Linked DNA regions of Homo sapiens: all the other regions are linked to region 3. Evidence: read pairs that join two places in POLR2A ChIA-PET (ENCODE). Cell type or tissue: HepG2. All regions are shown on one strand. Each heading gives the region's core, and the rest is flanking DNA. Links, peaks and the distances in the headings are about the cores only. Region 1 overlaps IRF2BPL (interferon regulatory factor 2 binding protein like). Region 2 holds the start of LINC02288 (long intergenic non-protein coding RNA 2288). Region 3 overlaps LINC01629 (long intergenic non-protein coding RNA 1629).

What was found. Peaks named below come from ENCODE experiments on the same cell type or tissue, not always from the same donor. Only the 100,000 strongest peaks of a DNase experiment are listed, where the experiment ranks them.
Region 1: POLR2A ChIA-PET joins it to region 3 with 16 read pairs; 32 of 35 experiments call an interaction of 5 or more read pairs at or near these places.
Region 2: POLR2A ChIA-PET joins it to region 3 with 10 read pairs; 29 of 35 experiments call an interaction of 5 or more read pairs at or near these places.

What each region holds. Positions count from the first base shown.
Region 1 is chr14:77,018,141-77,026,260 of GRCh38, reverse strand. IRF2BPL (interferon regulatory factor 2 binding protein like) reads left to right here. Exons shown (of 1, transcript NM_024496.4): 1 at 1-1,718. The coding sequence ends at 859. Among named protein-coding and RNA genes, the nearest start is that of IRF2BPL, 6.5 kb to the left of the region's middle. RefSeq lists a silencer at 1,989-2,214 and an enhancer at 2,421-2,715. In HepG2, for the core only: a CTCF peak has its summit at 2,583; DNase peaks (open chromatin) are centred at 1,890 and 2,590; H3K4me3 peaks cover 2,060 bases.
Region 2 is chr14:77,039,652-77,047,771 of GRCh38, reverse strand. LINC02288 (long intergenic non-protein coding RNA 2288) reads right to left here and starts at 6,723. Exons shown (of 4, transcript NR_110554.1): 1 at 6,495-6,723. RefSeq lists enhancers at 2,705-3,215, 7,021-7,110, 2,762-7,244, 6,520-7,251 and a silencer at 7,361-7,550. In HepG2, for the core only: no CTCF peak of the experiment used is centred there; DNase peaks (open chromatin) are centred at 2,871 and 4,231; H3K4me3 peaks cover 1,249 bases.
Region 3 is chr14:76,959,893-76,965,807 of GRCh38, reverse strand. LINC01629 (long intergenic non-protein coding RNA 1629) reads right to left here. Exons shown (of 3, transcript NR_133913.1): 2 at 3,201-3,477; 3 at 6-193. Among named protein-coding and RNA genes, the nearest start is that of LINC01629, 3.2 kb to the right of the region's middle. RefSeq lists enhancers at 3,628-3,922, 3,623-4,022, 4,033-4,082, 4,133-4,342, 4,127-4,662 and 1 more. In HepG2, for the core only: no CTCF peak of the experiment used is centred there; a DNase peak (open chromatin) is centred at 3,807; H3K4me3 peaks cover 1,377 bases.

The sequences.
Region 1 (8,120 bases), core at 822-4,821, 62 kb before region 3:
GGTGAGTCTGAGCCGCGCCCCCAGCGCACCCCCGGGGACCGGGGCCTTGCCGCCCGCCGCGCCGTCGGGCCGGGGCGCAGCCGCCAGCCTGCGCAAGAGAAAGGCCTCTCCGGAGCCCCCGGACTCAGCCGAGGGCGCGCTGAAGCTGGGCGAGGAACAGCAGAGGCAGCAGTGGATGGCGAACCAGAGCGAGGCGCTGAAGCTCACCATGTCCGCCGGGGGCTTCGCGGCGCCGGGGCACGCGGCGGGGGGTCCGCCTCCGCCGCCCCCACCTCTGGGACCCCATTCCAACCGGACCACCCCACCTGAGTCAGCCCCCCAGAACGGTCCGTCCCCTATGGCCGCTCTCATGTCGGTGGCAGATACTCTGGGCACAGCGCACTCGCCCAAGGATGGCAGTTCCGTGCACTCTACCACTGCGTCGGCGCGGCGAAACAGCAGCAGCCCAGTCTCGCCGGCCTCCGTGCCGGGGCAGCGCCGCTTGGCATCACGTAACGGGGACCTGAATTTACAGGTGGCGCCCCCGCCGCCTAGCGCCCACCCGGGCATGGACCAAGTGCACCCCCAAAACATTCCGGATTCCCCCATGGCCAACAGCGGACCCCTCTGCTGCACCATTTGCCACGAACGTTTGGAGGATACGCATTTCGTTCAGTGCCCTTCCGTCCCCAGCCACAAATTTTGCTTCCCTTGCTCTAGAGAGAGTATCAAGGCCCAGGGGGCCACCGGCGAGGTGTATTGCCCCAGCGGAGAGAAATGCCCCCTAGTCGGGTCGAATGTACCTTGGGCCTTCATGCAGGGCGAAATCGCGACTATCTTAGCTGGGGATGTTAAAGTGAAAAAGGAGAGAGACCCTTGAACCACTGGGCAGCCACCTCCTTTGCCCTAGACCAGCTCCTCTCCAATCCTGAGGGCCCCTCCCCCAACCCAACTCGACCCTCCCTCCCCTCACCCCCAAGGTGTAGAATTGTGAATATAACGAAACTGCAAAAAGTTAGTCTTATGTATAGACATTATTTTCGTCGTATGTTTCTATATTTTGAAACAAAGGTATGTAACTTCTTCATTTGAAGGATAAGCTGGTTTGTGTTAAGCAGTATAGTATTGGTTGGGTCATTTGCATCATATCGTTAGCATTTATTTGGTGGCAGAATGTTTGCCTAGGTACAGAATTAATAGCCCTTAGCAACGACTGCTGCTGGTGTGTATTTTTGTAAATGTTATGCACTCTCTGAAAGGAAAAACACACACAAAAGAAAAAGACTTTTTTTTTTTTTTTTTTTTTTTTGCCAAGGCCAGTGTTGCTGCCTAAAAAAAAAAAAAAAAAAAAAAAAAAAAAAAAAAAATGCTATAAAATGGTGAAAGCTTCCTTCTAAACTGCCCCAAGTGTTGAAGTCTTCACTTTATTTTGTTGTTTTGTTTTGTTTTTCTGTTTTGTTTGCAAAATGGTAAGGGGGTGTCGGGGGGGATGGGGTGTATTTTGTTGCAAGTTTGTGAGGGGAAAATGTTTTGGTTTGTTTCTACTGACCTGAATGTGTTGGATCTACACGTGTTGTTTTGTTTTTGCTTTATTGATGCACGGATGCTTTTGAACAGTAGAGCGAAATGCTAGACATGGAGAATCTGCTCTGTTTGTCCTTTATACATTTCTGTAGTTAACAGAACACTGTAATGTGCCTTGGAGCTTAGTAACTTGTAATAAATTCAATTGATATTAACTGCGCTGAGTCAGCAATTTTGTCTTTCTAGGGCTAAGGCCATGCAACTCCGACGTAGGCGACACCCTCCCTACCTCCAGTATAGAACGAAAATCCTAGTGCTTTTGAAAGCCCTGGGAGCTGGCCTGTGGGAAAGGCCCTGTGCTGCCTTGCTGCCCCTCCCCCTCGGTACCAGGCTATTTAAATTCACCTCTTGGGGAGGCGACAGTTGCTGACTAAGCGATTTCGGTTTACTCTTCAGCATCTCTATTTTCCCCCGGATGCGGGCCCAGCTGCAAATGGCATTGTCAAGAATGCTTTCTGGTGCCTCGCCCTGTGGCGGTGAACATAGGCTGACACCCAGTGCAGCTGGTGACTTGACAAGTGGGCGAAAAAGTCTAGGAGAAAAGCTAGGATGCTTTGCTTCTTAGATATGACAGACATCAGTCTGCATATTTAAAACAAAACTGCCACAGAGCTGGGAGCAAATGCATACACTCAGCCTTGGAGAGTCCGCAGTAGCTTCAGGCTGGTTCCTTGGAAAACCAGTTTTCACCTCATTCATTACAAGTTTTCTTTCTTGTATTTTAAATAATTATTTTTAAAGGCAGAAATAATTCTAAAGACTTAGTTGATTAGAGAGGGTTTCTGAGGATGAGGAAGAGGGGGGGAAACCCCAAACTTAGTTCCTGAAGCAAAGGTTTACTTCCAACATCAAATAAAAATCCATTCCTGCTGGTGAAGCAATGCAATTATTCATCTAATCAGCTTTTGGCGGCGTTTGTGAGGTGCAGAGAGGCGGGGAAGCGGAGAGAAGACTACTGCCCTTTAGAGCAGAGCCCCTGCTCGTGGGCTGAGAGCAGCCTGGAGTCCTCCCAGTGGTAGGGGAAGGCAAACAAACCTGATCTGAACCTTGTACTTTCCTGGGAGGCAAATAGAAGAGCAGAAAACAGGAGGGAGGAAGCAAAACAAAACCCGGCAATCCAGTCAAATTGATTCCTGGCCACATCTCATTCCTGGGCGGGGCGAGCTGGGCCCTGTTGGTCCCCTCCAAGGCTGAAGGACTATTAAGAAACTTGGATCCCCCACTCCACTCCCATCAAAGGAGTGGGAAGACTGGGAGGTGGGGATGGGTACAGGCACGTTTGGGGAGAAACAAATCACTGGTTCGCCCAGAACTCTGGTGTGGAGGCCGGGCTGGTGTCGGAACTTGTTAATAACACCCTTTTAGTTTCTTTTCCTGCTTTGCCACTGCCATCACTGAAGTGGTGGAAACCAGGACTCTGTGTGCACGCGCACTCGCGTGTGTGTGTGTGGGTGTGGATAAGTGGCAATATTGATGGATCTGCTGCAGCCTCTTAATCCTGGTACATGGGAGGTGCCTGCCTCACCTCTAAGAATCTCCCCACATATAAATAGATATTCATGTCAGCTTCCTGCAAATGTGTCCTTGCATTTTCATCTGCTGCCAAGTGTTGTATTGGTGCTTATGAGTCATGAAACCTATTTTCATCCGCAGGGGTAATTAACTTGGGGGTGATAATGCATAGCAGACTGTAGGAAGAGTTAATTCCAAAACCCATCCTCGCCTGGCTACCAATCACACATTGCACTTAAAGGTCTGGGTTGGCTTTTTGTGTAAGTTCATTAATAAAAACCAAGCATGTTTTGCCTGGAAGATCCTCTAAGATGCTCCCAACTCCCGCTCCCAAGGCACATACTCTTAAAATTGGTAAAGCTCAACAGCCTGAGAATACAGTGTCACGGGTATAATTTAACTATCATTGAAGGAAGGAGCGGTGGGTGCAGCCACCCCTCCTCCGGCATTGCACAGTGCATGTGAATTTAGACATGTGGATCACCTGTCTGGGCGTGGACCTTATGAGTTGTGTCTGGTGGCTCCAGCTGGGAGTTGTCCCTGTTACCGGTTTCTGTGCACAGCTGCTCCTGCCGGCCTGCAACTGTCTCTTCATCACTATGGTATTATGCTCAGGAACTTTTAGGATTGTAAGACCCTTGATTACTAGTGCACATAGGTAGGAAAGGAGGGCCTGTCTTTAAGCACTGAGAACAGCATCGTTTCTTTCCTTCTTGTTGCTGGGTGCTATTATGAACAGTAGAAGCAGCAGCTGTAATAATGAGGCATCCAGCCATGGAGGCCAGTTTGGTTTCACTAAGGAAACCTGACTAGAGACGTTGGGGAGAGGAGGGAGGGAGTGGGAGGGAGAGAGCAGGTTGGGGTGGAACCCAGGCTAGAAGTGAATTATGATAGTGCAGTTAATTAAAGTTTATCATAGCCGGGGACCACTTGTTAAATGGAGGCTTTTTTTTTTTTTTAAACCATGTGAACTTTTCCTTTCCTGGGACCCATTCAGCTGCTAGTTTGGTTGCCTTAACCAGCCTTTCTCTGATCCCTCAGCTGGATTCTCCTTTCCCTGAAGCTTTCCACATTGGACGCCTAGGAAGCACTTTTCCTCTCTGGCGTGTAAGGATTCTTGTGGGTTTCTGAGATTCAGCCCAGGCCTCTGGATGAGCCGAGGCTCCATTCATCTCCATTTTACCTCCATTTCTTCTGACCCTCGTTTCCTATCCTTCTCACTCCCTTTCCCCTCAGAGCCAAAGTGGCCAACATTTAAAAATTCATATTTATCTTTGTGCATCATTTGTGCAGCAAATCCAAACGACATGTTTAAGTGGGCAGAGTGGTGGGGCAATGAGGACTCAATTCAACAGCTTTGAGAGAATAGGCCAATGGGAGTAATTTCTTGACCTTGATCTCTGAAGGCAGCACCATAGTCCACCATCGAAGGCGGCTCACCGTATCAAGTCCTCAATGTAAGATTCAAGGTGCGTTTTCACTTGCATCCAGCCCAGACTGGCTGATGTAATAAATACTGAAACTCACTTTTGTTTTCTGTAATACTTCATCAAGTCAGGAAGTTGGAATTGGGGCTGGGCGCTTTGGGAGGCTGAGGCAGGCGGGTCACCTGAGGTCAAGAGTTCGAGACTAGCCTGGCCAATATGGTGAAACCCCGTCTCTACTAAAAATACAAAATACAAAAATTAGCTGGGCGTGGTGACGTGTGCCTGCAGTCCCAGCTACTCGGGAGGCTGAGGCATGAGAATTGCTTGAACCTGGGAGACAGAGGTTGCAATGAGCCAAGACAGCACCACTGCACTGGGAATGACTCTTAAGGTCATCTAGTGAAATGTTCTCTAAACCTTTCTGGGGTCAGAGACACCTTGGAAAAATCTAGCAAAAATTATGGCTCCTCCCCAAGATATACCAGTGCCCACATACACAAGGATTTGCATACATTTTTTTCTTTTTTAATATACATTTTATATATTTGTTTTTGAGAAGGTAATACATTCCTTTGGTTCAAAACTCAAAGAATGAGGCCTGGAGTGGTGGCTTATGCCTTTAATCTCAGCACTTTGGGAGGCTGAGGCAGGAGGATTGCTTTAGGCCAGGAGTTCGAGACTGGTCTGGGCAACATAGTGAGACCCTTCCTCTACAAAAAAAATTTTAAGATTAGCCGGGCAGGCTGGGCGTGGTGGCCCACACCTATAATCCCAGCACTTTGGGAGGCCCAGGCAGGCAGATCATTTGAGGTCAGGAGTTCAAGACCAGTCTGGCCAACAAGGTGAAACTTGTCTCTACTAAAAATAGAAAAAAATCAGCCAGGTGTGGTGGCACACGTCTGTAATCCCAGCTATTCAGGAGGTTGAGGAGGGAGAATCGCTTGAACCTGGGAGGTGGAGGTTGCAGTGAGCCGAGATCACACCATTGCACTCCAGCCTGGGTGACAGAGCTAGACTCCTTCTCAAAACAAACAAACAACAACCAAAAATTAGCTGGGCAAGGTGGTGCATGCCTCTGGTCCCAGATACTTGAGAGGCTGAGGCGGGAGGATCACTTGAGTCTGGGAGGTCGAGGTTGCAGTGAGCAATGATTGTGCCATTGCCCTCCAGCTTAGGCAACAGAGCAAGACCCTGCGTCAAACAAACAAAAAAACAAAGGATGCAAAGGGGAATATAGTACAATGGCCCCTCTGCTACTCAGTTCCCTTCTGGGATGCAACCAATACTACTCAATTTCTCAAGGCATTTATGCACATCTAAAGCCCATTCATGAATTGAGGTTAGAACTTACGTCTGGTCTGGCCGGGCGCCGTGGCTCACGCCTGTAATCCCAGCACTATGGGAAACTCAGGTGGGCGGATCACCTGAGGTTGGGAGTTCGAGACCAGCCTGACCAACATGGAGAAACCCCGTCTCTACTAAAAATACAAAATTAGCCAGGCATGGTGGCGCGTCCCTGTAATCCCAGCTACTGAGGAGGCTAAGGCAGGAGAATTGCTTGAACCTGGGAGGCAGAGGTTGCAGTGAGCTGAGATCGCACCATTGCACTCCAGCCTGGGCAACAAGAGCAAAACTCTGTCTCAAAAAAAAAAAAAAAAAAAAAAAAAAGAACTTATGTTTGGTCCATCCACTTTGTAATGATGAAGACCCCAAGCCACAGAGAGGTGAAATAACTTGCCTATGGTCACACAGTGGCAGAGTCTGGGCTAGATTCTTATTAGGGAACAGCTATAATAGCCTTTTTTTTTTTTTTGAGACGGAGTCTCACTCTGTCGCCCAGGCTGAAGTGCAGTGGTGCAATCTCGGCTCACTGCAACCTCCGCCTCCCGTGTTGAAGCAATTCTCCTGCCTCAGCCTCCCGAGTAGCTGGGACTACAGGCACCCGCCACCACACCTGTCTAATTTTTTGTATTTTTAGTAAAGATGGGTTTCACCTTGTTGGCCAGGATGGTCTCGATCTCCTGACCTTGTGATCTACCTGCCTCAGCCTCCCAAAGTGCTGGGATTACAGGTGTGAGCCACCATGGCTGGCGACTTCTTCTTTTTTTTTTTTTTTTTTTTGAGACGGAGTCTTGCTCCGTTGCCCAGGCTGAAGTGCAGTGGCACCATCTCGGCCCACTGCAAGCTCCGCCTCCCGGGTTCACGCCATTCTCCTGCCTCAACCTCCCGAGTAGCTGGGACTACAGGTGTGCGCCACCAAGCCTGGCTAATTTTTTGTATTTTTAGTAGAGACGGGGTTTCACTGTGTTAGCTAGGATGGTCTCGATCTCCTGACCTCGTGATCCGCCTGCCTCGGCCTCCCAAAGTGCTGGGATTACAGGCATGAGCCACCGCGCCTGGCTTTTTTTTTTTTTTTTTTTTTTTTTTAAGTATACTTGAGGCCGGGCGCAGTGGCTCACGCCTGTAATCCCAGCACTTTGGGAGGCCAAGGTGGGCGGATCACTCAAGGTCAGGAGTTCGAGACCAGCCTGGCCAACATGCTGAAACCCCATCTCTACTAAAAATACAAAATTAGGAGTGGTGGTGCACACCTGTAATCCCAGCTACTCGGGAGGTGAGGCAGGAGAATCTCTTGAAACCAGGAGGTGGAGGTTGCAGTGAGTTGAGATTGCACCACTGCACTCCAGCCTGGGCAAGAGTAAAACTCTATCTCAAAAAAAAAAAAAGAATACTTGAGAGCTGGGCATGATGGTGTAATCCCAGCTACTTAGGAGACATGAGCATTGCTTAAGCCCAGGAGATTGAGACTAGCCTGGGCAGTCTTGGGGAAAAAAAAAGATGAAAGAAAAATTTAAGGACAGTTTCTATGAGGAGTGATGATAAGGGGGGCAAAAGGATAGCGATACCTGGTCCAGTGGGGTTCACCGTTTTTACTAATTCTTGGAGGACTAGCAAAAAACATTTATCCCTTGTAGCCTTTGGGGGAAGGGAATGTTCAGAGATATTTCTAGGTTTCTGACTGTAAATGTCAGGTGGGCCTGAACTGGTAGAGTCTTTTTTTTTTTTTTTTTTTGAGACAGAGTCTCACTCTGTCGCCCAGGCTGGAGTGCAGTGGTGCGATCTCAGCCCACTGCAACCTCTGCCTCCTGGGTTCAAGCGATTCTCCTGCCTCAGCCTCCTGAGTAGCTGGGACTACAGGCGCCCATCACCACACCTGGCTAATTTTTGTCTTTTTAGTAGAGACGGGGTTTCACCATATTGGCCAGGCTGGCCTTGAACTCCTAACCTTGTGATCTGCCCACCTCTGCCTCCCAAAGTGCTGGGATTACAGGCGTAAGCCACTGTGCCTGGCTGGTAGAGTCTTTTTTTAACCTTTGATCTGTGGCCCTTCACACCACCTCCCCTCTTTGCTGATGGGAAACTTTTGAAGGTTTTTTGTTTTTTTGTTTGTTTGTTCTTTGTTTTTTGGAACAGGGTCCCGCTCTCTTCCCCAGGCTGGAGTGCAGTGGCATGTCCACGGCTCACTGCAGCCTCCACCTCCTGGGCTCAAGCCATCCTCCCGTCTCAGCCCCCTGAGTAGCTGGGACTACAGGTGCATGTCACCACCATGCCTGGCTA
Region 2 (8,120 bases), core at 2,438-6,437, 81 kb before region 3:
CGTGAGCCACCACGCCCAGCCAACTACAACTCTTTGTGATAAATGCAGATTGCAATTGAAGCACAGAGCTGGGAAATGCCAGAGACTATTTTCACAGGAAAGGTAAAAACTGAGCTGGGTTTTGAAGGATGCATAGAAGTTTGCTCAAAAAACAAGAGGGAGAAAACATTCTTTGTAGGTAGAGAAAAGAGCCCCGTAAAGGCACGGGGCTTCAAAGTTCATATTGTGTTTAAGGAACAAGAGGAATTCAATGTGGTTAGAAATTAAGAAAAAGGAAGAGGCAAAAAGAGGAATTGGAGGCAATTTCCCAGAGGCCTTGTGTTCCAAGCTAAGGAGTTTGTCTTGATCCTGTAAGGCGCCTGGAAAATTTTTATTTATTTATTTTTATTTTTTATTTTTTTGAGATGGAGTCTCGCTCGGTCGCCCAGGCTGGAGTGCAGTGGTGCGATCTCGGCTCACTGCAACCTCTGTCACCTGGGTTCAAGCGATTCTCCTGCTTCAGCCTCCTGAGAGGCTGAAATTACAGGTGCGCACCACCACGCCCAGCTAATTTTTGTATTTTTAGTAGAGACGGGGTTTCACCGTGTTGGTCAGGCTGGTCTCAAACTCCTGACCTCGTGATCCACCCTCCTTAGCCTCCCAAAGTGCTAGGATTACAGGCGTGAGCCACCACACCCTGCCTTAAAGCAATGTTGTAAGGCAGGTTTAGGCTAAATTACATGAAATTGCCAATATTTGATGTGTCTAACAATGAAAACAGATGAGGAAGCCTGGAGGTGCAGAAACTTGGCACAGGTCACAAAGTCTCATGAGTCAAGAATCAAACCCAGATCTGTCTGATAAGGCCTCTAGAGTCAGGCAACCCTGAGTTCAAACTTCAGCCAACACTTACTAGCTGTGTGTCCTAAGATAACGTTATTTAACCTTTCTGAGTTTCAGTTGCTTCATCTATAAAATGGGGACGATAACTGAATCCACTTCATTAAGTGTGGATTAGAAGAGATAATGCATTGAAACAGCCAGCACAATGTCCAACACATAAGAGGTGCCCAATAAATGTCAGCCTTGCCTATCATCATTGCTATTAATATCCTAAAGTCTGGGCTGTTAAGCACCTTCCCAACCTGCTGTAGGAAAGATGCTTTCCGGAGTCGGTATGTCCCTGGGTAGAAAGGAAGGAGATTTTACTGCCAGAACCACGACAGTGCTGCTGGTAACAGTCTTCAAACTAACGGGGCGAGGAGAGCTGGGAGCTGTGTCCTCTAGTTTCTATCACCACAACCCTCTGATTGTTTCACCTCTCCTGAGGTTCTCCTGGCCACAGTGGGTGCAGCAGCCCTACCATTGCAGAGTGGCTGGCAGCTCTGCCCTCGCCCAGGGCATTCTCCTTAAGGAGCAACTTCTGTCTCCTTTGCCCGTGAACCAACCTGAATGAAGTGTATTTCCAGGAAATATAAGCTGCCTTTGCTTTCAAGAGTCACATCTGGCCAGGTGCAATGGCTCACGCCTGTAATCCCAGTACTTTGGGAGACCAAGGTGAGCAGATCACCTGAGGTCAGAAGTTTGAGACCAGCCTGGCCCAATGGTGAAACCCCATCTTTACTAAAAATACAAAAATTAGCCAGGCATGGTGGCGTGCGCCTGTAATCCCAACTACTCGGGAGGCTGAAACAGGAGTATCACTTAAGCCCAGGAGGTGGAGATTGCAGTGAGCCAGATCATGCCACTGCACTCCAGCTTGGGCGACAGAGCAACACCCTGTTTCAAAAAAAAAAAAAAAAGCCACATCTATCAGTGATGGGTCCTGCAGGTCCCCCTTGCTCTTGTACCTCATCTATGCACACCTCCCCAGTAGCTTTCTGGTTTTGTGTATAGACAGATGTTTCTGATATATGCGTGCATGCAGTTCTGTGTGTGTTTTCTGGGCTCAAAAGCATCTGCGCTGGCACAGGCTGAAGGCTGGCACCACCCTTGGCAGCAATAGCCCAAGGACACTTTTTTGTCCATTGCATTCCATGTCTGGGTGGGGCCCCTGCCTGCTGGGTAAGTATTGACTCCCTGCACTTTTCCATCTATATCTTGGAGTGTTCTTTTGGCAGAAACTACAAGTGCTGCTAACTTGAGAGTCCAAACCCCAGCACCCAGCTGTTCTCAGCATATCTCCCTGAGATGGGGTGCTTGGGCTCACGGACTGACATCATGGCAGCTGCCATAATAAAACACTGAAGGGGTGGGGAACAGGCAGGCTCACTAAGCCACACCTTGCTTTCAGAACTTTTGGATGTCCACAGATCTTTTTAGCACTGTCTGCCCTCTTTTGTGGCTGCATTCTTGCACAAGACCTGGTTGCCCCTAGCTTCGTCTCTCTGAAAAACATGTTCAGCTCCCTCCAGAGAAAACTCAGAAACTCCTATGCATTTTCCTGGAATCATTCTATAGCTCCAGCCTGGGAAAGCTTCCAAAAGTTTCCTGAACCAAAGATAATAATAATAAAAGAGGTGAGGGAGGGGAGAATCGTGGGCACACAATTCTGTTGATTAATGTGCAAGGGAACAGACTAGGATTGTAGGGAAAGGAAAAAGAAAGGCTTTTCCAGGTCAGTTTAAACATTTGTGTTGTCTTCTTTAAAGGCAATTTCAAAATAGTTGGCCTCCCCAAAGCGATTTTTTGGAATCTACCCAGAGGGCAGAAAATGAACCCTTCCTTCCCCCATCTGGAAAGTCTTCACACCAGTGGCCCCACTCATTCCTGAGCTCTGGCTTTAGAAGGACTTTCCCAACCTTCCAAGATTCCCTGCCCTCCCTCACCCGCTGACCTATAGGGAGTTATGTTTGCTCCACCCCAAGCAGCTGCATTCCAGCTGTGGAGCTATTATGAAACATTTAGGAATCCTCTGGCTAGAAAGGTAAATGAGGAATATGCCCTAATGACAGCTGAAGGCTGGCTAAAATCTGTAAACAGAGAAGCAGCAAGGAACAAATGCTTGACAGAGGATTCCCTTTACAATTCTATTGTGCAGAAGAGTCAGCTGTTAACTTACAGAAGACCTTCTAGATGGTCTCACAGATAAAAGTGCTGATCAGCTTGACCCCCTACTGTGAATCGCAAGAAATGAAATTCAAACCTATTTGTGAAGATTCAAAAATATTTTCACTTACTCATGATCTCTCATCTTTTTAATTAAAGCACAACATCTTGCTCAAAACAAGCCTTTGAAACAACAAAATAAACAGAACCTTAATTTAGGGATTTGCCAACTGATCTTGACTACTGCTGGCAGGTTATAGCAGCCAGTTAGAAGCAGAACATGGGGTTCCCTGCCCTTCCGAAGATGGTGTCTGCCTGAGGACTCAGAAAAGAGGGGGGCCACAGAGACCCATGAGGATCCTTGAAATACACAGAAGTTGGCCAGACAGGGCAGGGCTGAGCAAATGGCTTTTTAGGCAGCTGAGGCCCTCTGCAGCTGTCAGAACAACTGCCACCAAGCTCTCCTGGTTGAGGTTGCAGCAAGTGCTGCAGTGTTGACCTTATCTTCCGAGACTGCGTTGTGGACACTCAGGTTAACGGCAGTCCACCTTACTATCTAGTTCTAGAACAGTCAGCGGCACCTGCCTAGCTACACGCTGTCTCACCCAAACCATTTCATTTCCTGGGTCTTGCGATTCTGGACTTTTCCACTAGCAACAACTGCCATCCAGCCAGACAGCAACAATGAACCACCACAGGTATGCTTTGAGAATCCAGTATCCAGGGTGGGGAACTCCATATAATCCTCCATTCACGCATGGTGCTAAAAGCAGATATGGAGAATTAGTAGAAGAGGTGCCCTGTGTCCCAGGGGGCCGCCCAGCCACAGTGAAAGCATCTCTCTCTCCCCACTTCTTCCTGCTCCAGTCGTTCTACCTCAAACACTCCCTACAGAGCACCTTTTAACACCTCTGGAGCCACCACTGCCACGTCACCCCTCACCCCCACCCACTGGCCTAACCACCCAATTCTCAGCCAGGTCTTTTGCAGAGCACAGCCTCCATGGTTGCCATGGAGGGTTTCTCCCCCCAGCAGTACCCCTTGGGGCTTTGAGACCCTATAAGGAAAGCACCAGGAAACCCCAAAACATTCTCCCTCCTGAAAACAATGGTTCCCAGTGTCTATGCCAGACACACTCACACCACCCAAAATAGACTCATTGTCCTCTTGCACAACATCCAGGAATTTGGTGAAACTCATCATTTTTCAGGTTACCGATAATGCAAGTTTGGAAACTGAAACAGGAAGGAACACAGGCTGAAAAGCTTTTATCCAGCCCACAGCATTTCTCTCTCCAGATGCAAGATAGTTTTTTTTTTTTTTTTCCCAGCAGTACTTTGGTGGGGTTAAAATTAGCTGGCAGCATTCTGGTCACATGCTAGACAACAAAACAAAAGGGAGTTGTTCCCCCTGCCGCTCCTGAACTGGCCCACGACAGAGTTTCCTAATCCATGGATTTCTGGGAAGCTGGCTCTCCGGGCCCTGGTATGGAGGGGCTACACCAAGGACTCCCCTCCGGTTATCATCCCTGCTATAATGGGGCGACACAGACGAGGTCAAGGCTGTTTGGAATCTTGGAGCTTGCCTCGATCTGGAAAGGCACTCAAGGGTCCAAAATGGCTTTTGTAAATCTTCTCACCAAAGCCAACAAAGAAGCAAACACTACAAAAACACTGAGAGAGAGAAGGGTAACATCTGACACATGAACATGGGCATCCATTGACTTGTGGGGTGGTGGCTGCTCTTGGCATGATTAAAAAAAAAATAGCCGGGTGTGGTGGCTCATGCCTGTAATCCCAGAAACTTTGGGAAGCTGAGGAGGGCAGATCGCCTGAGGTCAGGAGTTCGAGACCAGCCCGGCCAACATGGCAAAACCCTGTCTCTACTAAAAATACAAAAAAAGTAGCCAGGCATGATAGCACGTGCCTGTAATCCCAGCTACTCGGGAGGCTGAGGCAAGAGAATTGCTTGAACCCGGGAGGCGGAGGTTGCAGTGAGCTGAGACTGCCCCACTGCACTCCAGCCTGGGCGACAGAGGAAGACACCGCCTCAAAAAACAAAACAAAACAAAAATAAATAAATATAATACATCTGGGCTAGAGGTGGCGAACATTTAGGATAGATTCTGTATCTCTTGACCTTGATGACAGGGACATGTCAGGGTCTGCTTTGTTCATCCAGCTTAAAACTGTCACCAGAAGCCCTGGATAAAAATGCAGCCTCTGATTCACACACGGTCAGGAAACATGCCTTGTGCTCAGTACAGAAACATGTCCGTCAACCTGGGAAAGGAATCACCACCACGAAATATGCTTTTGGCTTGCCAAAGCTTAGCAGCTGTGAGAGCCAAAAACCCAGCTGCCTGGACTGTCTGGGGAAGTTGGCGGGAGGGAGGGGGGGTTGCTTTCTGAATCACCTGATTTCTGCCTCTAACTCTAGTTTAATTCCAAGTCGAAACCTATCTTGAAATGTCTCAAGAGCCTACTGCTCCTAAAAATTGTAGGTTTTAGCTAACCCTTCAGCTCTGTGCCTGCTGGCAAGGTGAAGCAGATGGCGTTTGTTGATTATTTATTTGGAAGGGGCTACTTTGGAATCAGGAAATTCCAGCGAGACAGAGTGCATCGCCTTGGCCAGAGCTGCCGTGACAATCACGAGCAGACACCCAGAGACAGTCAAGTTCAAAGAAATTGCAGCTAAGCCCCAGGAACTTGGGGCATTTTCAGTCTTTCTCGTCTCCTGGCCTCCATGTTCACCATGCACTTAGGAAGAAATGTTTCGTTCAGTTCAACATTCTGTGGTCTTCAAGTGTTTGAATACAAGGGCCCACATTCAAGGTCCCGCTTTGTCAAAAGGGCTTCACGAAGCTAACAGGCCTCTGACTTGTGTTTCATCCTGAAGCCCCTCATTATACAGACAGATCAAAACAGAAATCCCCCCTGCCTTAATGCCCAGCACATAAAGTCCTCTTTAATTAACATACACCATTTTTCAGTGAAACAGCCTCAAGGTGTTAAAAGTGCATAAAGGTCTGAAAGCTGAAGCCCAAGATAAACAGTGTGCCGAAATATATTTAGCAGAAAATATTGAAAGCCACAGGAAAAATAAGTTCCCTTCCTGGGATGTTAACGAATGTTTAGGTTCAGGAAACCTTCAGGAAGTAGCGAGCCGAGAAGGAATACTGCTCACCGTTTTTACCCCCAATGTAAATAAATCACTAAACCTCTTTGGTTTCCATAGGCCTGGGCTGGAGTGGAATATTTCATTTTTTCCCCATTAAACAGGCCACCCGGAGTGTTGGCATTACAGGCCTGAAAATATACCAAATCTGAATGTGCTATTTTGTTTCTGTACATTAAATCAGACTGTGTTTCAAACGGCAGTTCGTGCTAAATGGGGGGCTGATGATCCAGACTGTGCACCCTCACACACCTGAAATTGGCGCAGCGTAAATGATAGATCTGTTTCACCTTGGATCTCCCCGTGTCTTGTCTCCTACAGGAACACACCCTCTGTCGTTGTTGCCCAAGGTGATGTCATGTTCATTCTAAAGGCCGCGGTTCCAAGGGGACTACACCACAAGAAGATGCCTTCAGAAAGACCCAGATTTCCTGCGGTCTCAGGTAGGCGGCAGGGAGCAAGAGAACAAGGAAAGGACCCGCCACCACTCTCCCCAAGATGGATGCTGCATGATGTAAGTGGCTGGCTAAAATATCTGGCATCCTTGCAGTTTTAAGTTGCCAGCTAAATATTATTAAAAAGATAAAATACACGCAAACTGTGCAGAATGCAGGGCTGCTGTGTTTACATCCGGGTTTTGATGACTCAAAGACTTACACTTGAGCTTGCTGAAAAGCCTCTATTAAAAATACCGCTTTGTGAAAGCCCCCAGGGAGCAGGAAGAAAGCTGGGGGTGTGAAAGAGGAGAGCGGGAGGATGGTGACCCACCCAAGGACGGCGCTGACACCTGTGCTCCGGGCTGGCACTTAAGGCCAAGGAAGTGCTTAGAGGTTAACCTCCTCTCACCCTCGGAACCAGAGCGGGGAGGGTTAACCTTTTTCCAGAACATTTATTTCACCATCTCACTGACTAGAGGGAGGAGGGGCGGGAGGGGGAGAACGAGAGCCTGCCGCGCAGAGAGGCTGCGGATCACAAGGCCATTCTGATAGCCTCCTGTCCCCATGGCAACTGCAACGGCATTTATCAGTTCCTTCTGCGCACAGGCACAGCAAATCTGCATTGCACATGGCAGGCTTCCAGCATTTCAAATGAAAGAGCACTTTGAACGGCTGCCAAGTTTGGAAGGAGCAGAACTGTCAGGGCTGCTTAAAGCTGGCAGTTTATACTGGGGAGGTTTTCGCTTCCCACAATTCTCCGGGCCTGGCGAGCCGCCAAGTACTTAGCGGAAGCTAAAAAGTAACTCGCTCCCCTCCCTCCCCTCCCCTCCCCCTGCTCACGCTCCCCCTCCACACTATTCACCGCAGTGCTCTCAAAATTTTCCACATGTCCTGTGTCACCAGTGCAGACTGTACAATGAAAACCAGAACGCCGGCTGCCCACGACCAGGCTTTTATTAATAAATAACGGAGGGAGGAGGAGGAGGGGTTGGGATCAGACACTGACAGCTGGGGCACCGGGTCTCCGCGTACCTGCCAAAACCCCATAACCACTGGGTGTGAATGCGTGTGGTGTGTGTGCCTTTCAGCCTTAAAAATACATTAATAAAAATAAAAATAAAGGGAGCCTCAGAGCTGTAGACACCCTGAGTACCAGGGGAGGAGGGGTGGGTTTCGGTTGGATGGTTTGGCGCTTTATTTAGGGTGGGAATGGAGGTCTTGCAGGCAGCGTTGTTCAGATCCAGCCTTTCTAAGATCTGTAGGGAAGAGGGTTGTTATTGAGAGCTAAGCCTGTTTCTGGAGCTTTCCTTGAATCTCTCAGATGTCATGGTGAAAGCTGTGAGGCCACAGATGGGGAGGGAGTTCGGAGATGCTTTTCAATGCAAAGTTTACCAGATAACTTCTGACCGTCACGCACAGCCCAGAGCACAAGGGCTTCTATGGGCAGAAAGTGGAAATTGGCATAGTATTCACTGTACT
Region 3 (5,915 bases), core at 1,916-5,915:
CTTCCCCTTCCTCAGCTCCATGGCCTTCCCTCATGGGACAAAAAGCCTGCCACGGTCCTAGACCTCCATCCTCAAACCACAGGATCCAAGGGAAGGCAGAATGCGTCCTCTGTAGCTTGGATGGTTCTGTGGGTCTAATTGTTCATCTGACAATCACTAGGTCTATGGTCTTGGCCGTACCCATTTTCTTTATCTGTAAAACGAGGACATTAAACTAGAATGTTTTAAAGAATCTCAGGTTCTCTTGTGCTCTAGAGTTCGTGCCCTGATTGAAGGTAGTTTATAGCCATGGGAGAGGTGGCTTTAGCAGGAAATGGCATCTAGAAAAAGGGAGGGGAGGAGAGGGCCTGGAGGGCCCCACCTTGCACACTGGCAGAACATACCCAGGTGGGTGGTGTTCAGATCTGGGCATGTCTGTCTCTGGGAGCCAAAAAACTGGATTGTGGTTGGAGGCAGGCAACCGAGGCAGAAATGGGCCTGGGGGTGGAGAAAGAAGAATGGAGAGAAGTGGGAGCGTTTAATCTGGGGAAGAGAAAGACAGGGGTCGTGGAGGGAGGTGGCAGTGCTGTGGGTAAAGGCCTCCTGGACTGACTCTGCAGCGGGGTGAGGAAGGACTGGACACAGTCACTGCGGCCCCTGGGGAAGCAAAGGAACAGTGGCTAGGATTTACAGTGCTTTATTTTGGCACAAAATTAGAAATATTTCCTTAAAAGATTTAAATACATTTAAATAACACTTTGCCAAAAGGTAAAAAGATCACAGAAGAGGATATTTGGGGCCCACACTGCTCCTGAGAGCCGGCCTAGCCTTAGGCTCCTCCCCCAGCCTGCTACTCCCAGGCTCAGAACCAAATGCTTTTTGTCACTCTCCCTCCGCCACCACCACCACTGAAACAGTGCTCACCACTGTTCTCACCTACCTGGCCTTTCAGCAGCATGCCACACCATCGGCCACACCTTCTCCTGTGAGCTGGGTTTCCCCCCACCCACCCTCTCCAAGTGGTCCTCCGTGGACTGCTCCTTCTCTGGTCCTTTGCTGGGGTCATTCTCTGTCAGTCACCTCTTTTTTTTTTTTTTCTTTTGAGACAGAGTCTTGGTCTGTCGCTCAGGTTGGAGTGCAGTGTCGTGATATCAGCTCACTGCAAGCTCTGCCTCCAGGATTCAAGAGATTCTCTTGCCTCAGCCTCCTGAGTAGCTGGGATTACAGGTGCATGCCACCATGACCCGCTAATTTTTTGTATTTTAGTAGAGATGGGGTTTCTCCACGTTGGCCAGCCTGGTCTTGAACTCCTGGCCTCAAGTGATCCACCCACCTCGGCCTCCCAAAGTGTGGGGATTACAGGCGTAAGCCACCGTGCCCAGCCTCTGCCAGTCATTTCTATCCTGCGTTTCCCTGGCTCGTGTCCCAGGCCTTTCAATCATCCCATCTTCTCACTCTATACCCTGCCTCCGTGTGTACATGGTGACCAGACTAAAACCCTATCCCAGGCCCCTGTTTAGGGTCTCAGACCACCATAGCCAATGGCCTAGTGTCCCACAGACATCTGGAATTCAGCCTGTCCCAGAGGGACCTTGTTGTCTCCTCTCTCTATCTATCGCTCTTCTTCTTCCAACTCTTCCTCCTGTAGGGAACAGGGGGGACCATGGTTTGTGCAGGAAACCTGGAGTCATCCTTCCCTTCTTCCTTTCCTCTAACCTCCATATCCACAATCCTGTCTCCTAAATATATCTCTCATGTCCATTCACATCTTCCCACTGCAACAACCAAACTCTTTTTTTTTCTTTTTTTTTTTAGACGGAGTGTGGCTCTGTCGCCAGACTGGAGTGCAGTGGAACCCTCTCAGCTAACTGCAACCTCTGCCTCCTGGGTTCAAGCGATTCTCCTGCCTCAGCCTCCCTAGTAGCTGGGACTATAGGCGCGTGCCACCATGCCCAGCTAATTTTTGTAGAGACGGGGTTTCACCACGTTGGCCAGGATGGTCTCGATCTCTTGACCTCGTGATCCGCCTGCCTTGGCCTCCCAAAGTTCTGGGATTACAAGTGTGAGCCACCACACCCGGCCTGTAACAAACTCTTGACGGGTCTCTCTTTGTCCAGTCTTGCCTCCCACTTCCATTTATTATGTCTCTCTGGCTTGAGGCCCTTCCATGGCTGTGTATGGAACACCCCACACCCCTCACCCCCCAGCCACCAGCCATCTGAATGGACTTCCTCCTCAGCCAGGGCAGTCTAAAATTTAACCTGAAAGACTGGTTCAGGCCATGAAGGGAAGCCAAGCCTCATTATACCCCTAACATCAACATCAACACAAACCTTATGTCTGATAAGAAACATTTACAGTCCATTCTCTCGAAAGCCTGCTACTGGAGGCTTCAACTGCATGATAAAACCTAGGTCTCCACAACCCCTTATCATAGCTCAGAGATTCCTTTCTGCTGACAATAACTCTTTCAACCAATTGCCAATCAGTTTATGTTCAAATCTAACTATGACCTGGAAGCCCCCCACTTCGAGTTGTCCCGTCCTTCCAGATCGAACCCATGTAAATCTTTTTTTTTTTTTCTTTGAGATGGAGTTTCGCTCTTGTTGCCCAGGCTGGAGTGCAATGGCGTGATCTTGGCTCACTGCAACCTCTGCCTCCCGGGTTCAAATGATTCTCCTGCCTCAGCCTCCCGAATAGCTGAGATTACAGGCATGCACCACCACACCCAGCTAATTTTTTTGTATTTTTAGTAGAGATGGTTTCTCCATGTTGGTCAGGCTGGTCTTGAACTCCCGACCTCAGGTGATCCTCCTGCCTTGGCCTCCCAAAGTGCTGGGATTACAGGCATGAGCCACCGCGCCCGGCCAGAACCCATGTAAATCTTACATATATTGATTGATGTATTATATCTCCCTAAAATGTATAAAAGCAAGCTGTACCTTGACCACCTTGCGCACCTGTCTTCAGGACCTCCTAAGGCTGTGTCATGGGCTTGTCCTTACCCTTGGCAAAAATAAACTTTCTAAAGGGACTGGGACCTGTCTCAGATATTTGGGGCTCACAAATCTCCATCACCCTCAGGACAAAATCCAAATGGCTGAGCAGAATTTCAAAGTCCTTTTGGGTCTGGCTTCTTTCCACCTTTGGGGACCCCAGCTCCCTGCACTCCCTCCCACCCTGTGAGCTCCAGCCAGCCTCACCCAAATGGCACCACTCACAGGCTGTTCGCTTGGCCTGGAAAATCTCTTCCTTGCTCATGGCTGACTTCAAGTCATCTTTCAGACCTGGATCCAGCTTCTCTCCCTCCAGGGAACCCTCCCTGGCTCCCCAGGGCTGGCTTAGCTGTGCCTCTCTGTGGGCTTGTCAAGAACCATGTGTTCAATGGCAGAGCCTTCATCCATGTGTTTTATCACTTGATTGCATCTCTGTATCCCAGGTTTCTAGAAGCTCTGTATGAGCAAGAACCTTGCCTGTCTTGCACTGCATTCCTAGAGCCTGGAACAGAATGCATTTGATAAATATTTTTGACTATTGATGAATCGAGACTTTTGACGAATTGGGTGCAGCCCAGGACTTGGGCAATAGCCCCTGCCTTAAGAAAGGACCAGGGCTCAAGCTCTAGGGTGAGAAGCTGAAGCTGACAGAGAAGTGAGAGTGACTAGAAAGTGAAAGTAAAGCTGAGCAGGGAGGAAAGAACCCCACGGTGTGAAGTCTCTGGGGGAGGGACCAGGCCAAGAGTTCATTCAACACAGTTGAGTGAGGCTCCTGAGGAAGCCGACGGGTGCCGGGATAGGCGGGGGATGTGTGGGCGGGACAGCGAGCTTGACGAAAACGAGAGAAAATGTGTTTTGTAATTAGTCATTGCCCCCTGGGGTGAGGTTGGGAGTTTTCACCGGAGGTGGGTTGACCAGATTTGCAAAATGACAAACAGGGGCTAACCGCGGGCTGGGGCCGCAGCGGGGCTTCCGGCCCCGCAGGCAGAAGTCGAGCTTTCTAGTTTTTTCTCTGTCCCGCCCCCCTGCATTCAAGGTTCCGCCAAATAGTAGAAACTGGGAGGAGAAAGACTCTCAGGAGACTGCCCAGGGGCCAAACTGCCCTTTCTGACTCCGGCCCCTGCGCTCTGCGTGGTCTCATGGCCAGGGGAAAGGGGACAGGGTGGCCCTTGCTACTTGGAAGGGTCCATCCAAGGATTTTGACTGACTTAACGCTGTGGAGGTTCTGGGGAAAGTTGAAAACATTCTGAAGATGGGGGATCTGGATGAAAGCTACCATCCCTCTTTTCCTCCTAATGAAAATAGCAGGCTGGGTGAGGTGGCTCACGCCTGTAATCCCAGCACTTTGGGAGGCTGAAGTGGGCAGGTCACCTAAGGTCAGGAGTTTGAGACCAGCCTGGCCAACATGGTGAAACCCCGTCTCTACTAAAACTGCAAAAGTTAGCCAGGCATAGTCTCAGCTACTCAGGAAGCTGAGACAGGAGAATCACTCGAACCCAGGAGGCAGAGGTTGTAGTGAGCCGAGATCGTGCCACTGCACTTCAGCCTGGGCGACAGAGCTAGACTCTGTCTAAAAAAAAAAAAAAGAAAAGAAAAAAAAATAGCAAAGGGAATGGAGCACATTTCGGTGTGAAGGTGTGAAGCGTATGGAAAAGTGGAGGTCAGTGGTTCCCCTACAGGCACTCCTGGGGTGCTGCAACCAAATGCTAGGACAGAGACCCCCACCCCCACCCCACTGCCGACACATACACAAAGGGCACACTTTGGTCTCCACTCCTCTATTTTCCAGAGCAGTGGCTTTCGAACATTTGAAATCAAGACCTGCACTAAGAAATGCGTTCCTATCTCAACCCATTACTCAGACAAGCATACTACCCTGAGGCAAAAACTTTATGAAATTAAACGTTCCTTTTAACCTGCACTTCTATTCTTACATTCTCTTCTATTTCCTTTTTTTAAAAAAAATTCTGGCTGGGCGTGGTGGCTCACGCCTGTAATTCCAGCACTCTGGGAGGCCAAGGCATGCGGATCACTTGAGGCCAGGAGTTCGAGACCAGCCTGGCCAACATGGCAAAACCCCGTCTCTACTAAAAATACAAAAAATTAGCCAGATGTGGTGGCAGGTGCCTGTAACGCCAACTACTTGAGAGGCTGAGGCTGGAGAATCACTTGAACCCAGGAGGTGGAGGTCAGTGAGCCAAGACTGTGAAACTGCACTCTAGCCTGGGCAGAGACTAGAGACTCTAGCCTGGACAGAATGAGACTGTCTCAAAAACAAACAAACAAAAAAATTCTGTGTATGACTATGATCCCTTAACTTGATTTCATGACCCACGAATGGATCTCAACCTACAACTGGAAAAACCCACTACTCTGGAGGAGCTGATTCCGTACTCTGCTGGATCTTCAATTCCTGACCGCTGGAAATTGGCTGCAATTTTCCTGGTGAGTTCCTCCCTCCATGTTCTCCTCACTAATACACCCTACACCAGACCTCCAGTCCTAAAAGCCACCACCTGCTTCACGTCACCACACCTGTGCCAATCAGATTTCCTCTGTTCCCTCTTGGACCTTCAGGGACCTCCAGGATAAATGCCAGGATCCCAGTTACTGGCAGACTGAGAGAAGGATGACAGCCCCAAAAGATCACGAGGTTCCTATCTGTTCATATTTGGTGGGCAGCTTTCGTCTGCAAGAACAAAATACAAGCCGGGTGAGGCGGCTCACATCTGTAATGCCAGTACTTTGGGAGGCCGAGGCAGGCGGATCACCTGATGTCAGGAGTTTGAGACCAGCCTGACCAACATGGCGAAACCCCATCTCTACTAAAAGTACAAAATTAGCCAGGTGTAGTGGTGCATGCCTGTAATCCCAGCTACTCGAGAGGCCGAGGCAGGAGAATCGCTTGAACCCGCGAGGCGGAGGTTGCAGTGAGCCGAG